2 separate regions of the Homo sapiens genome follow, and region 2 is linked to region 1. Evidence: read pairs that join two places in POLR2A ChIA-PET (ENCODE). Cell type or tissue: B cell. All regions are shown on one strand. Each heading gives the region's core, and the rest is flanking DNA. Links, peaks and the distances in the headings are about the cores only. Region 1 overlaps VPS13C (vacuolar protein sorting 13 homolog C). Region 2 overlaps VPS13C (vacuolar protein sorting 13 homolog C).

Region 1 (2,934 bases), core at 311-2,810:
TAGTGGATTTTAAAGGTTTATTTTCGTATTTCGCACTTAGAATTCTTTCTTTTATATGCAATGATAAAATGTTTAAAACATTTTGTATGCCCTGTTTACACTCAACACTGTGGAAAAGTATTTCTCTATGTTATTTAAAACTTGACATAACCATTTTTAACGGATGCATAGCATGCTACCATGTGGCAGTGTCGTAACAAACAATTCTTCCACTGTCAGACATTTCCAATTTTTGCTAAAATAATTAATGATGCCATGCGTATGTTGAATATAACTCTTTGGTTGAACTTCAAGGTTAGATTACTTTTTGGAAAGAATTTCCAAAAAGAGAACTACTGAGTGAAAAGCAACAAAACATTGAAGGCTCCTAACAAATGCAGTTTTCCACTTATACCAACAGTATTTAAAAAGTACCTATTTCTTAGAACCACCCCTGACTAGTATTAAATAGGATTTTAAAATAGAATCGCTCATATTTTAAAATCTTTGATAATTTGCTTTAATTTGCATGTATTCTTTGATAAATAATAACGCCATCACTGTGTTTTCCCTTTTGCGAATTATCTCCTATTGTTCTCTGGCCATTATACCGTTAGAATCTAGGTTTTTCTTCTCAATGTTTAATATTAAGATAACAGTCCTTTCTCTGTCATTATATTTTCCCAGGCTTTTGTTTTTTAATTATTTTCATTGATTTTGTTGTAAAGTATTTGATTTTTATGTGGTTAAATGTATCTTTTATTTTCCATTGAAATGTTTTCCACTGCTTTTAAACTTAGAAAGACCTCCTCTATTCAGAGATTGGACTTTTTTTGTCTTTTCAGTTTAGGTTTTATATTTTATCATTCGTTTCCTCTGAAATTTAGTAGTGTACATGTAAGGTAAAAATGATCTACAGGGAATTTTTTTTCACCCAGATAACTACTTGTTCCAATACCATTGTTGAATTTCAATTCAATAACAATTTATTTAATGCATATGTATCTAGCATTACATATCTCTAAATATAATTATGTTTTAAAATATGGTTAATTTATAATATATGACTAAAAAATTCAATTATTATTCTACATCCATGTATTATCTAGATATGAGTAATCAAAAAAAACAAAAAACAAGACTCTACACCTTATCATTATGAATACAATAAGCATTCCTAAAGAGTATAATCACAAATGAACCAAATTCTCCAAATATAAGTAGTAAAGTTATCCTTTTCCTAAGCTAACATTGCACAAGTGGAGAGAATTAATGTCTAGAAACATGACCTTGGTACACCTGCTTCTCAATGTACTCTAACAGAAGTCTTACTTGAATATAAGGTCATCCACATCAGTCAGAGTAGCACCTATGCTTTTCAACAGCAAGTTGACAGAATGAACTGCAAACATTTCCTGTTTTTCTTTGTCTGATTCTTCACCTCCGGAACCCAAAGACAAACTCAAATGCAACTAAAAGAAAAATAATGTTCAATAAATGAAAGCTAAAAGTGAAAAATTTACATATTTAGGATCCAGGTAGTCCAGAAACAAACCAAAAAAAGTCTTTCGATTAGAGTCCTAGTGAAAGCTATTATTTGATACCACACATTATAGCAGAACAACCCACTTACATTTGATTCTCTTTGCTTTTTGATAGAATACAAATTAGTCTGATCCAAAAACAGAGTTCTAATTTTATGCAATGTATATAAATGCCATTGCATTCATATGAGGGAAACCGACACACTTTACAAAAATGGCGTAATCATTTTAAGAAGAAAAACATGTAAACTGGCACACAAGTAATCTGCCAGTCAAAATACAGATAATAACAATAACATGACAATTAAGGTAAGTTAGCAAGCTGTCAAGTTTTTAAAAGTATAATAAGGCTTTCAGCTTCCACAGATCCTCCAACTTAGTATTTAAACATGAGATTTCAGATTCTCATTTAGCTGCTACTTTGAACTGAACCATCATTAGTGCAATAGTGCAAGAAGACATAGGCAAAAAGTAATTCAATATGTGTAAATAAAGTAGATGAATTTCCTTTCTCATTTTGTCATTTCCTAGGCATATTAACTAACCAATATAGAGTTCAAGTAAAGTGGACTTGGGGCAACGCCAGGAAAGCCTGTGGTTAGTTTTTTCTTTCATGTGACCCTCTGCCCAAATGACGAGTCTGGGAGTGCTGGGATCCAGGAAAGGTAACCACAGGTAAACATTAATCCAGCCCTTCCCTAGGGCAATGTTACTTATGGGCTATGAAAATAATTGTTGTTCATAATCTTTGCCATTAGACTTCATGGCACAATTCCCACTGTGCCTAAGAACACGAATAGGTAAATTATCAATCATTAATATCCCCCTAGAATATAATATCCATGAAGCTGTTTTATACCTCCACAGCAACTTTCATAATAAGCATTCAGTAAATACTTGTTTAAGGTATTGTTCAATCCCACAAATAACTGATTTTCACTTAAAAGTGAAAAAGAAATGGTATATTACCTATCACATAAAACAATATCAATTTTAAACCTGACACTATCAGTATGTCTGATATCACCAAACTAATAGATCAATTTAAAATAATAATTCCATTTTAGAAATCCATTCATTTAGCTGAAGGACTGGTAAATGCAATTGAAAGTAATGTGCTGTAAACAGTTTTTGAGAATGTAAAGGATCATCAATATTTTAAAGAGTTACTTAATTATAAATCTGGCCCATTACACAAGTTTAGAGCATTATGGTTGATAGCATTTGTGAATTTAAGAATTTACTAAGCAGTCACCTTCTCCTATAAAAGCTAAAAAGAACAACAAAAGGGAAAAAAGAAATGGGTTCATAAAGTACAACATCAGGCAAGTGAAAGGTATCCAATTTTCCACTCCCTTAGTTACAAGCAAATTTTGGAAGGGGGGAAAAACACCACATCAACAGTATAGTA
Region 2 (2,934 bases), core at 201-2,700, 74 kb after region 1:
AATGTACTAGGAAATTAACACAATTGCACAGAAATCAATATGTTTAATGTTGATAAAAAGGTAGGGATCATCTGCCTAATGAATAATTTACACAGACAATATTTCACACTTACCAGTGAAATCAAAGCACTGCATACTAATTTTTTTTAGATAAGCTTTAGCAGTCATGTCATAGGTTTTAACTTTAGCTTCCATTCCAAGTTGCAGGACATTTAGCTCATGTAAAGGCCTTCCTTTCTTTTCTGATTTTTTCATCAAAGTAACCACAACCTAAAAAACGGTACCAGTATTACCACCAACTATTTCACCAATATGCAATGAAGGTAAGTCAAGAATTTAATAAGTATCCAGAGTGATATAAGGAAGAAATTCACACAATGTTAAGATGTGTACTTCTATTTGTGCCTGCAGTTTGGCATGATTCCCAGAACTCCTAGTCTGATGGACAGCCTTTCTTCTGAAAGTCTGTAAGACCAACAGCCAATTTTTACACCACTCCTAAGGCAAGCTCTTTCATCTTCGGCACCATTAACATTTTGAGCTGGTAATTCTTTGTGGTGGGAAATGTCTTATGCACTGTAGGATATGAGGCAGCATCCCTGGCCTCTACCTACCAGTTGTCATTAGTATTCTCCCCCCAGATAATGGCAACAGAAAATGTTTTCAAACAATGCCAAATATCCATTGGGAGCAATGCAAACTGCTCCCCTTTAACCCAATCATTGTCCTAAGGGAGGAGAACAATCATAATATATATTACAAAGAATATTTAAAAGGTCTTATGGACTTTATATATGTGTGTGTGTATGTGTGTTTGTGTGTGTGTGTTAAGTATATCTGCAAATAGAATGATTCATCTATCAATGTTTCAACTACCAAGGCTTAAAAACCTTCATTAACTCTGATATTAACCAGAAAAACATCCAAGTTTAACATATAACATCAAAGGATGTATTTCAGATTCTAAAAAGTAGAGCCCATTCCTTTAAAAGTTTGTTTGTTTGTTTATTGACTGATTGATTGTTAGAGACAGGGTCTTGCTCTGTCACCCAGGCTGGAGTGCAGTGGCACAATCAGAGCTCACTGCAGTCTTGACCTCCTGGGCTCAAGCGATCCTCCTGCTTCCCAAGTAGCCAGGACTAAAGGCACATGCCACCACAACTGACTAATTAAAAAAAAAATCTTTTTTTTTTTGTAGAGATGGGGTCTTGTTATGTTGCCCAGGCTGGTCTCAAATACCTGAACTCAAGCGATCCTCCAGTCTTGGCCTCCCAGAGTACTGAGATTACAGGCATAAGCCATTGCAACCAGCCTACTTAAAACTTTATTATTTTTAGCTCAGAGCAAAAACATAACCTCTATAAAATTATTTAATGATAAAACGGATCTTAGAGGAAGTCCTTGCAAGTCCCTGTATCCACTATGCTTTCTCACATACTCACACTTTTATGCCTGTTCCTCTTTCTGCCTTGCCCCAGACCCTTTCCTGATCCCTTTTCTCAGACAATTTTTTTTAATTTATTTTATTTTATTTTATTATTATTATACTTTAAGTTTTAGGGTACATGTGCACAATGCGCAGGTTAGTTATATATGTATACATGTGCCATGCTGGTGTGCTGCACCCATTAACTCATCATTTAGCATTAGGTATATCTCCTAAAGCTATCCCTCCCCCCTCCCCCGACCCCATAACAGTCCCCAGAATGTGATGTTCCCCTTCCTGTGTCCATGTGTCCTCATTGTTCAATTCCCACCTATGAGTGAGAATATGTGGTGTTTGGTTTTTTGTTCTTGCGACAGTTACTGAGAATGATGATTTCCAATTTCATCCATGTCCCTAAAAAGGACATGAACTCATCATTTTTTATGGCTGCATAGTATTCCATGGTGTATATGTGCCACATTTTCTTAATCCAGTCTATCACTGTTGGACATTTGGGTTGGTTCCAAGTCTTTGCTATTGTGAATAGTGCCGCAATAAACATACATGTGCATGTGTCTTTATAGCAGCATGATTTATAGTCCTTTCTTATTTCTCTTTAAAAACTTCATTGAAATGTCTCCTCCTCTGGAAAATCTTTTATGACCCTCTCAGTTTGCTTAAATGCCCCCTCCCTACCATCAGCACCCCAAGCTCCAATTAGTATCCTCAGCAGAGTTTTCGTGAAATAATTACAAAAATGTTAACAGTTTTCCTGCATGAGTTCAGACTCTACGCCTTTTACCTCTATCCTTGTCACTGGGCATATACAATAAATATTTGTTGGATGGGTGAATAAAGAAGAAAATGTATTTCATCTTTCCTCAAGAGTATGCAGATGGCAAACATATTAGTAATGTAACTTTTTTTTAAAATGCAGGCATATTGTGTTTTATTCTATCAAGAGTTTCTAACATTTGAAAAGAATTTATCTGACACTATTGTCCTTTCCTGCATTTCTTATATGACATCCAAAGCAAGTGACATTCCAACTGTCCTAAAATCATTAAAAAGCATGTTATACAACATGCTGTCATTTTCTCTATGAAATATTATAAACTCCCAAATCCTTAACAAACTTTCAATTTTTAAAACATCACTGCTACATGTGAACAGCCCACATAGATTTTTTTCATCAGTATCAATTATCTGTAAGTTTAGTAGAGGTAATTCCAATATCCATTACTTATTCACCTCACTTTACAAAAACAGATGAAAATTACACACCTCTTTAATTTCAAAATTCAGCAGCATATTAATGATGTCTACAGACCTAATTTCTTCCACTCCAGTTGTTAAAGTATTTTTTGAATCATGTACATCTTGTGATATAGAGATTTCAAGGGGCTCTTTAATTTCACCTGAAATGTTTAAAAGAAATTCATTACTTTTATTCACAAATTTCTTCCACAAATATTTATTGTGGACTTATATGAGTATTCTGGACCTGG

The links. ChIA-PET counts read pairs that join two places held together with the same protein. Peaks named below come from ENCODE experiments on the same cell type or tissue, not always from the same donor. Only the 100,000 strongest peaks of a DNase experiment are listed, where the experiment ranks them.
Region 2: POLR2A ChIA-PET joins it to region 1 with 5 read pairs; 3 of 35 experiments call an interaction of 5 or more read pairs at or near these places.

What each region holds. Positions count from the first base shown.
Region 1 is chr15:61,877,296-61,880,229 of GRCh38, forward strand. VPS13C (vacuolar protein sorting 13 homolog C) reads right to left here. Exons shown (of 85, transcript NM_020821.3): 74 at 1,312-1,451. LOC124903501 (a long non-coding RNA gene) reads left to right here. Exons shown (of 3, transcript XR_007064668.1): 3 at 2,055-2,198. Among named protein-coding and RNA genes, the nearest start is that of LINC02349, 150 kb to the left of the region's middle. In B cell, for the core only: no CTCF peak of the experiment used is centred there; no DNase peak of the experiment used is centred there.
Region 2 is chr15:61,951,711-61,954,644 of GRCh38, forward strand. It overlaps VPS13C (vacuolar protein sorting 13 homolog C), which reads right to left. Exons shown (of 85, transcript NM_020821.3): 38 at 2,711-2,844; 39 at 114-270. Among named protein-coding and RNA genes, the nearest start is that of VPS13C, 110 kb to the right of the region's middle. In B cell, for the core only: no CTCF peak of the experiment used is centred there; no DNase peak of the experiment used is centred there; H3K27ac peaks cover 263 bases.